2 separate regions of the Homo sapiens genome follow, and region 2 is linked to region 1. A link is a contact called in ENCODE POLR2A ChIA-PET data. All regions are on one chromosome and are shown on one strand. Each heading gives the region's core, a stretch centred on a gene start or an enhancer-like site at or near the end of the contact. The rest is flanking DNA. Distances are from core to core; before and after follow the strand shown. Region 1 has its middle 150 kb from the start of LINC02032. Region 2 overlaps LINC02917 (long intergenic non-protein coding RNA 2917).

The links. ChIA-PET counts read pairs that join two places held with the same protein, here RNA polymerase II (POLR2A).
Region 2: POLR2A ChIA-PET joins it to region 1 with 15 read pairs in A673. The contact joins two enhancer-like sites. POLR2A ChIA-PET finds 5 or more read pairs at or near these places in 2 of 52 experiments (A673 and H1).

The regions. Positions count from the first base shown.
Region 1 is chr3:147,928,124-147,932,707 of GRCh38, reverse strand. No RefSeq gene overlaps it. Among named protein-coding and RNA genes, the nearest start is that of LINC02032, 150 kb to the left of the region's middle. Within about 2 kb of position 2,092, at least 2 of the 41 ENCODE cell types and tissues checked have a DNase peak (open chromatin) inside an H3K27ac peak, as active enhancers do.
Region 2 is chr3:152,190,502-152,195,190 of GRCh38, reverse strand. The region is part of intron 1 of LINC02917 (long intergenic non-protein coding RNA 2917); the gene reads left to right. All of the region lies in intron 1 of LOC101928166 (a long non-coding RNA gene), which reads left to right. Among named protein-coding and RNA genes, the nearest start is that of LINC02917, 13 kb to the left of the region's middle. Within about 2 kb of position 1,435, at least 7 of the 41 ENCODE cell types and tissues checked have a DNase peak (open chromatin) inside an H3K27ac peak, as active enhancers do.

The DNA of each region.
Region 1 (4,584 bases), core at 843-3,342:
ACAAACAGAACTGAACGCCAATGTTTTCTACAGCAAGGGGGCAGTTGATATTTCAAAAATAATGGACACCAATAATTTAAAGAACAGTAAAATTGAACTAGTTCCTTTAAAATAATTCGGATTAATGGGCCATTCACAGTCCTGTTAACACTTAACAACCCTATGCTCCAGATAATCAGGGTAACATTGTTGCCAGCACAAAAGTGACACCAGAACTTGTCTTCATTGGCATCAGAAATGCCAGCCATATCACCTCTGACTGCGTGGCCCCATGTCTATTAACCTTATTGATTTGGAGTCCTGCTGGGCCTCCCTGGAAAACTACTCCCTGCTGAAAGGTTGAAGTGGATCAATCCTGAACCATGGACAAGAATTCAATAAAACAACATAGTAAAGACCTTTAACCATTAAGTATTCCTTAAAGTAAATCAAATTAAGAACTTTGCCATAATGAAGCTCTTTTAAGATTTTTGAGATGCCAGTTGATTCCAAGTCCCCAAAAGTAAACTGTTGTCTAGAAGGGACATCAGACTATTTCAAGAGATGCCTTTTTATCTGTTGTGAGGTAGTTAATGGAATATAATAAGGAGTGCTGGGTTTGTGTATTCAAGATGGCTGTTATGTAAATAAGTGGTTGTAAAGTCAAATTTTAAAATTTTATTATTTTCATAACAAAATTGAACATTATGCAGATTCACAGTAGAAAATGTCCTAACAGAAAGAAAAATGTTTTCCTCACTAGCTACTAACATAAATTTATTGTACTTACTACTTGTTTTCCATAACATGCTACCAAATTTTCTGAAGTTGTTAGTAAACTTGCAATCTTTTTCAAATTCATAGTTAATAAAGAAGACAAGTGCAGAGGTTCAGAGCTCCATATTTCTCTACAAAGGCAGAAGTGATCTACATATATAACAGGACTGCAACAAACCCATTCATATTTAAATGCAACTGGATTTCTTAGGAATTCAGTTTCCATCTTTCCAGATTTTATATTCTTTGGGCTTTGTTTATTCACAAGTCCCTGATCTGGGTTTCAGAAAAAAATCTCATCCCCTGAAAACCGAACACTTTTGAAAACTTTTAACACTTGCAAAATTGAAGCATCTTATCAATACTTATCTTTAAGTCTCAAAAGTCCTAAATTCACAATAGAGATTATATATGAATATATATAATATTTTATGTAAATATATAATATAACAATATGTAAACATTTATGTATATTTACTTTATATATTATATATAAATATATGTATATGTGTGTATACATTATATATATTTATTTACTTCTGAATGTTTCTTTCTCCTAATTACTTTTAAAATGATTGGCTGTTTTTAAATTATCTATAATATCATGTTAGTGAATGTATATAACTAAAAGTTTTAAATAAAACGCTTTTGCCATTAAGAATGCAGATACAGTTTGATTTTTAAAAAAATACTGGTTGACATTTTTGTTTCCTAAAATATTTTCTCTGTAGTATTTTAGAAAATGTAGTATTGGGATTTTTTTTTTTGCTGGAAAATAAATACTATATTGTGTTGTTCATTGAAAAATGGCCCGATTAGTTATTACACTGAAATAATGCCATACAACTAGAATAACAAAAATTAATGATTGCTGGCTATAATAGGTATTCATCTTTGATCAATAATGCATTATAGCCTATGTGAAACACCTAACATAGAACATAACATATATTACCTCTATTTAGCACCTCTAGGCAAGAATATTGTAAAAAGAAAAGAATCAAAATTACAGTTTTTCTTTATTGACAGCTCTCTAAGGAATACACTGGAATGAGTTCTGTCTGCCCAACTAATTGATAATTATTTAATTAGCAATTTATAATGACAATGGGATTTTACCCTCCACTAGTCCATCTCTTCTTTAAGACAGAAGTAGACAACTTTACACATCTTTGTACTAACTTCTGGCAGTCAACACTGGCCAAAGTGTGCCCTCACTAAGATTTCCAAAGTTAAACTCTAAAAGCAGTGTGTGCCACCACCTCCTTTAAATCACAGCATTTCCTTTTCCCATTACCAGGGATGACTGGCATTTTAACAATGTGTGTGGGTGTACACCCTTGTTGTGTCACTGTGGACAGTTTTAACAGCAGCTTCATTAGTTCTTTTTACAACAAAAGATAGGGTTTCCCCCCCTGCCTTTTTCTTTCTTTCCCTTAGTTGGCATGCGGGCTGAATTTTCCTCGGACTCCCTGCTTGACTTTTTTTTTTTTTAATTCCAGAACTTCTTTAGAATAGTGCTGCTATTCGAACACTACGAATTGTAACTGATAGACTGTTTGCAGAGGAACTCATGAAAGTTCTCTTTGTTCTCCCTTCTTTAACCAGGTTTACCAGCCCCTCCCTCCCACCATCCAAAAAGGAAAAGGAAATCCACTTTTAATTATACATTGATGGAAATCACTGTGTAGGAAGGATGCATTCACTGTAGAATACCCATTATATACTTTATTACAAACAAAAAGAGGTGCTTGCATCAGAACAATCAGGACAGTAATTCTCTATACCGAGCAAAAGCTCAAGTTAAAATGTATTTTTCTCCATAACATTTCTGTTCAGTTTAATATTTCTGCCCTAATGATAGAGTTCTTTTAAGACATAAAACTGGTTAGTAGCTTTAAATATATATGTGTGTGTGTGTGTCTGTGTGTGTGTGTGTGTGTGTGTAATCTTCAAGTAACTATATAGAGAAGCTTTGTGTAGATAAAAACAAGATTGAATCCCATCTGACTGAAGTTTTGACAATTCATTATTTTTTATCTTTCATGCAAAGAAATAGGCTTGGAGTCAAAATGATTTGAAATGGAAGAAGGTGAAGTTGTGAGATCTCCTCGGTAATAATGAGGGAAAAGCTATATTTTAAGGTGAATCAGTGATTAATGATGAAACTTCAATATTGTCTCTAGGAATGAAAAGAAGAAAGAAAATTAAAGGATCAAGAAATAGGCACATTCTTGAAATAAAATTTCAACTGAACTTGCCTTTTAGTTTTTTACTTCTAAAGCATATGTACACTCATTTTCTTTAGGTTAGAAACCCTTTTTTTTACTTTTGAGGGTTTACTTATATAAGAAAAAAAAGTAGTAATGTCCTGCATGCTAAAGCAAAGGCATTTGCTCTAGAGGACCAACATTCAGGCTCCAAAAAGGTCATCCATTTACACTTTACACACCAGACCCATTATCACCAGATTCTCATTACAGCTGTGTGTATCAAGCAGGACAACTCATTTTTTATAGGCAAGGAGGATAGGGCTTAAGAGAGTAAATAACTGGTCTTATAAGTTGAGGTCCATAAAGAAAACAAAACTAATGCAAGTACTTTGGCAATAAGAAATTTAGTATAAGAATTAGATCTTCTATGAATGTTGGTGGGAGCTGTTTAAGTGAAAGTCTGGAAGAAGGGAGTAGAGAATCAGAGATATAATCAATGCCAGATTTACAAGAAGCAGTGGCCCAGGAGAACAAGTAAGTGCTTGTAGGAAAATATGAGAAACTGTGCTCATCTGATAGCAAAGTTGCACTATGATGTATGGAGGTGTCTGTGGAAACTATCCTCTCTGGAGAACATGTTGCTTCTGCAGGGGAGAAAAAGTAATACCTTTTCTTCACCCATTACTAGGGTCATGGCTGACACCCCTATAACAAAAGACAGATTAACAAGAGGAAAAACATAACAAATTTATTTATCAAAGTTTTATTTGACGTATGAACCTTTTTGAAGTTTTATGTGACATGGAATCCTTCAGAAATGAAGACACAAAGACCAGAGGAAAACTGTATCTTTACGCTTAGGTTCAATGAAGAATAGACAGTTATGTAAAAGCATGATTGGACAAAAAGTGTATGATCTAATGGTAATAAATTAGTGTGTGTAGGGGGTGCCCAGCAAGGTCTATCTGTTTAGATCCTTTTTGGCCTCTGGGACAGGACAGGACATCTCTGGAATGAGGGTCTTATTACCTACTTTCAGGTGAGGTAAGTCAGATAATTTCAGTATTTTGTTCTAAGCCCTGACATACCTATAATCTCACAGCCAAGCCTGTAATGTTGCGCCTGAGGGCATGGTGAGTTGGCAGGGCCCGAAATCAGAAAGACATGCTGGACATGGAGCAACAGTAGAGCAATGATGAACTGGGGCTCACTGGGGACTTTTGTATCTGTCCCTTAAAGCATCTGACTACCATGGCCTTCCAAGAGTAATGGCTTCCTCACTTCTATCTTCCAAATCTCACGTAAATTCCTTTCTTGGGCAACTCTAACTCAGAACCATGCAGGGAAAGGGATTCTGGAAAATGTAATTCCCATCCTTGCATAGGAGTAGAAGTGCCAAGTTGACAATACACACTTCAATGGGTTGGTCTAAAGTCACATACCAAGAAAACAGAAGGACCAAAGCTAGAGTAGGTTTTCATCTCTGAGGACAATATTGTTTTCATTCTGTCAGGCTATGTTAAACCGTAAATTGTCAAATGGGAATTAGTTGTCAAAAGGAAATTTATTGCTTCATTGAAATATTCAGACTTCGGGGGTGACTAGATCCTGGGAT
Region 2 (4,689 bases), core at 186-2,685, 4.3 Mb before region 1:
GAATATTTTTAATGTAATTAACAACACTTACAGATTTTAGGTATGATCCTAGATTGTAAACTGCTTGGAGGCAAGATCTATTTATTTTTAATTTTTTAAATGTTTATTTTTGTTAATAAAGATAACTTATTCATCTTTTGTTGAAATGGGGTCTCACCATGTTGCCCAGGCTGGTCTCAAACTCCTGGGCTCAGGTGATCCTTCTGCCTCAGCCTCCCAAAATGTTGGAATTACAGGTGTGAGCCACCATGCTTGGCCATTGACTATTTCTTATTCATGTTTTTGTTCCATGCATTGTTCAACACAATGCACAATAGGTAATGAATATAAGACTGGGTTTCTGAGTGGGACTTGTGTAATTAATTACACAGGATCCTGCACTTAGAAGGGCACACTCTTGCTTTAATGCTCAGATGCCATTGTTCTGAATTTCTTAATACTTTTTTAAAAGGACCCTGAATTTTCATTTTGAATTGAGCCCCCCAAAATTATGTAGCCAATCTTCAATGAATGTAAACTTGCTGAGTGAATTAATGATTCAAGGGCCAACAGGATCTAATTGGAATAGTTCTGCAGGTCATTTTTTTACTAGGGTCTATTATACTCCAGGCACACCATATGAGTCTCATATGAGTTATGTGATGGATGGCTTAGAAATGAGCAAAGTTCTCCTTTAGGAAACATCTTCAGTTCTCAAGTGTACTATTTCTTTCTTTCTTTCTTTTTGAGACAGAATCTCACTCTGTTGCCCAGGCTGGAGTGCAGTGGCGCGATCTCGGCTCACTGCAAGCTCCGCCTCCCGGATTCACGCCATTCTCCTGCCTCAGCCTCCGGAGTAGCTGGGACTACAGACGCACGCCGCCAAGCCCTGCTAATTTTTTTTTTTTTTTTTTTTTTTTGTATTTTTAGTAGAGACGGGGTTTCGCCGTGTTAGCCAGGATGGTCTCGATCTCCTGACCTTGAGATCCGCCCGCCTCTGCCTCCCAAAGTGCTGGGATTATAGGCGTGAGCCACCGCGCCCGGCCTCTCAGTTGTACTATTTCTTAAATAACACATTGAGCTCTATATTGATGTGGTCACTTGTGACTTACTCAGATATTACTGGAACCCTCTCAACTGAAGCAGAATTTTTTTGTGTGTAATTACTTCTCAAATCTACATCCCCAACACTAGGAAATGAGTAAGTTAAAGTCCCAGGCATTGTTTACTAGGCAACAGATCTCTTTGCATTTTGTAAATTATTTGCCACCTGTCGCATATCGCAAGTACGAGTGAGAGATATCAATGTGGAGAAATACATTTCATTCAGGACCATGCTGATGAGTCTACGGAAGTTTGCAGAAAAAGCAAAAGCAGTAAAAAACCTTCAATTAGGACGGATTAACCACATTATATGTGCGCCTGGTAATGAATGACTGAATTGGACCTTCTACAGCTGAAGCTTTGTGGCTTTGGGTGCCTGGAAGAACTAGTTTCGTTTTTAGTCTAGATAAGAACAGTGCTAAGAAATATTTATGAGAAGCTGGGGTAAATATTGAAAATTATTGACTGAATCAATCTTTTCAGAGTACGAGAAGCCCCTTTAAGAATTCAGAAGAATTTTTTTTTAGTTCATTAATCAGTTCACCAAGCTACAATCAAAATTTTCTTACTAAGCTTCAATATGACAGGCTGAGCTCTCACTATCTGTTTGGATCATGATCCATGGATTATGGCCTCCTTAGTGCAGTTGACAACTTAAACTGTTTTAGCTCAAGAGGAGTTTTTATGGGTACTTTTAGCAGTGAGTCAAAAAGGTGCCTGCAGAGTAAATAGGACTTTAAACGACATACCTTTCAATTCATTGCCTCTTGGCAAAATGTACAGATTCCAAGTCTATTTCATGAAAGCCTTCTATGGATCTCAGTGGACTACCTCATGCGTGTACTGAACCTGGGTTTGGGTCATCACTCCTTGTTCAACAGTGACAGAAAACTCTTTTCATTAATAACAATTGCAGAACATTATTATCTTTCAGATAAACTATTAACAGATTGTGAAATTAGTGACTAAAAACACTGCTTTGAAAGAAGGTGAATTTCAAACTTATGCAACCAAGCAGGACTGAGTAAATCCAGCATTATGTCTATTTGGTGATTATTTAGAGATGTGGAGTTATGATTTCGTTAATAGAGTGCATTCGTTTTGCAATGATGGGATATAGTAAACCTGTATCATTAATGAACAAAATATCATCCCTTGATCTTTTTTTCTGAAGTCCTCAGAGAGAATTCCTCCTTGGTGGCCTACTTATACATTGTACATCTTTCATGACACCTCATTATCTTCCTGTACTTAATTATTTTTATCATTTTCTCTCTTTCTCTCTAGCCAAATGCTCCTTGAGTATAAAGACCACTTTATTTATTTATTTATTTATTTATTTTGAGACGGAGTTGCCCAAGCTAGAGTGCAGTGGCACGATCTCCGCTCCCTGCCACTTCTGCCTCCAGGTTCAAGCAATTCTCCCACCTCAGCCTCCCGAGTAGCTGGGATTACAGGCACATGCCACCATGCCTGGCTAATTAAGAACACCTGTTCTTAATATCTTTATCCATAGTTCCTGGCAGATAATAAATGCTTATTAAATAATAATGAAAGGGTGCTTGGATTATTCTTCTTTTACATCATACCATGGTTATGTGTATCTTCTTAGTCCTGATGCCTAGGTAGCTATCAAGTCTATGGAAGGCAGCCTCAGTCCATAGAAAATGTATATCAGGCTGAAAAGTTTTAAGCACACATGAGAGTGTGCCCATATGTGATGGTGGAGAGACTGCTGGAAAGCAGAGTGTTTTCTAATTCTGGGGGGCATGAGTATCTAGATTGAGGAGCAGAGAGAGACGGGGTTTGGGAAGAAAGCAAACAGCACAGAAATTGCCTTGATGCACTGTACACACAGTGAACCACATCCTCACCCTTGTGGGGAGTTGCTCTCTGAGATATCTGGCTTTTGCTCTGACATCGGGAAGGAGGCACTCATTTTTTAAATTTCTGCTCCCAAAATATAGGCTTTAGGAGCGGGGATGGAGAAGCACAGTTAGACCCCTGACAATTTTGTTGTTGTTGTTATAGCATGGAAACGTTTTATCTAATGAAAAAAATTAGGAAGACATTTTAGTTGTAAAATATATAAAACTCTGTGGGGCAGAGTGCCAACACATTCATCTACAGAGCAACAAATATTTCACAGGTGTGTATAAAAGACATCTTGTAAAAAATTCTTTTTATAAACAAAATCAATCTATATTGGACTCTGCTTCTCCCCTTCTATAGAACCAGGATCAGTTCTTCATAAAAGTGTATAAGTACACATACATATATATGCATATACATGCACGGATATACACACATATGTATATGTGTGTGTGTGTATATATATATACACATATATACACATATATATATACACATATATACACATATATATACACATATATATATACACATATATACACATATATATACACATATATATACACACATATACATATATATACACACACATATACATATATATACACACATATATACATATATACACATATATATACATATATATACACATATATATACATATATATACACATATATATACATATATATATATAAAATCTACCTAGAAAGTAGTTAAATTAACTGCAGTAGAAAAGTTTAATCTGTGAATCTAATTAAGCATATTTTTTAAATGTCAATTGGAGGCCCATTTTAACAGGCAGGATAGAAGAATATTAACTAAATTGTGATAATTTATATAGCTCTCATTTCTCCTAATTTAGCTGTTGTAAGATATTTTTTCAAAAAAAAATTTCTTTTTAGCTGCACCAGTTTTCCCTTAACATAATTTCCAATGACAATATAAAATGCAATATATTTATTTATTGACATTTTAAGGTAATTTCTATTTTATTTTTCCTCTGAGATTATTTTAAACTTACATTTTCTTTTTTTGATTTTTTTTTCTTTTTGTAATTGTGCACCCAAAACATTTATTTTTTAGGTACTTGTGATAGACATTGCTCTCCCCTATTTCTGCTCCTTCCATGTATACACAGAATTGTGAGTTGTTGAAGTAATGGGAGACCATTTGCTTTAAGTCTGACTTCTCTCACGATAGGAGGGTAAATATTGGTTAGTTTAAACCAGTTATTTATCTTTCCAGTAATAGAAATGGAAATGGTCACATGATGTAACTCAGCTGATGAGACACAAAGGAAAGCCTGTTGGGAGGCACCTGGAAAAACTGTTATTACTTAATAAGAGGGACAAGGGAAAGATACGCAGTTTTGTAGTCTTTTTGAGGGATGAGAATGCAATAATTGGAGCTGCTACAGCCACTTGCAATTAGGTGGAAGAGATAAGCCTGAGGGCAAAGCTGAGGAATTAGAAAGAAAAGTTGAATAGTTCCTGGGTCAATGATAAAATCCTCTGGATATGCAAGGTTATACATTGTCTAATGTTTAGAGCTATTTTGAGTAGCATCCTCTGTTGCTTTCATTGAAAGCATGTTAACAGACATCACCAATTCTAGAAACTCATGGCTGCTACTGAGAATGGGGATGTGAGTTAATACCAGAAGATGCCATTCAGTTTAGTATTCCTTATTAAATGTGCAGACTCTACCAATTAAGCTTTATAATTTGATACATG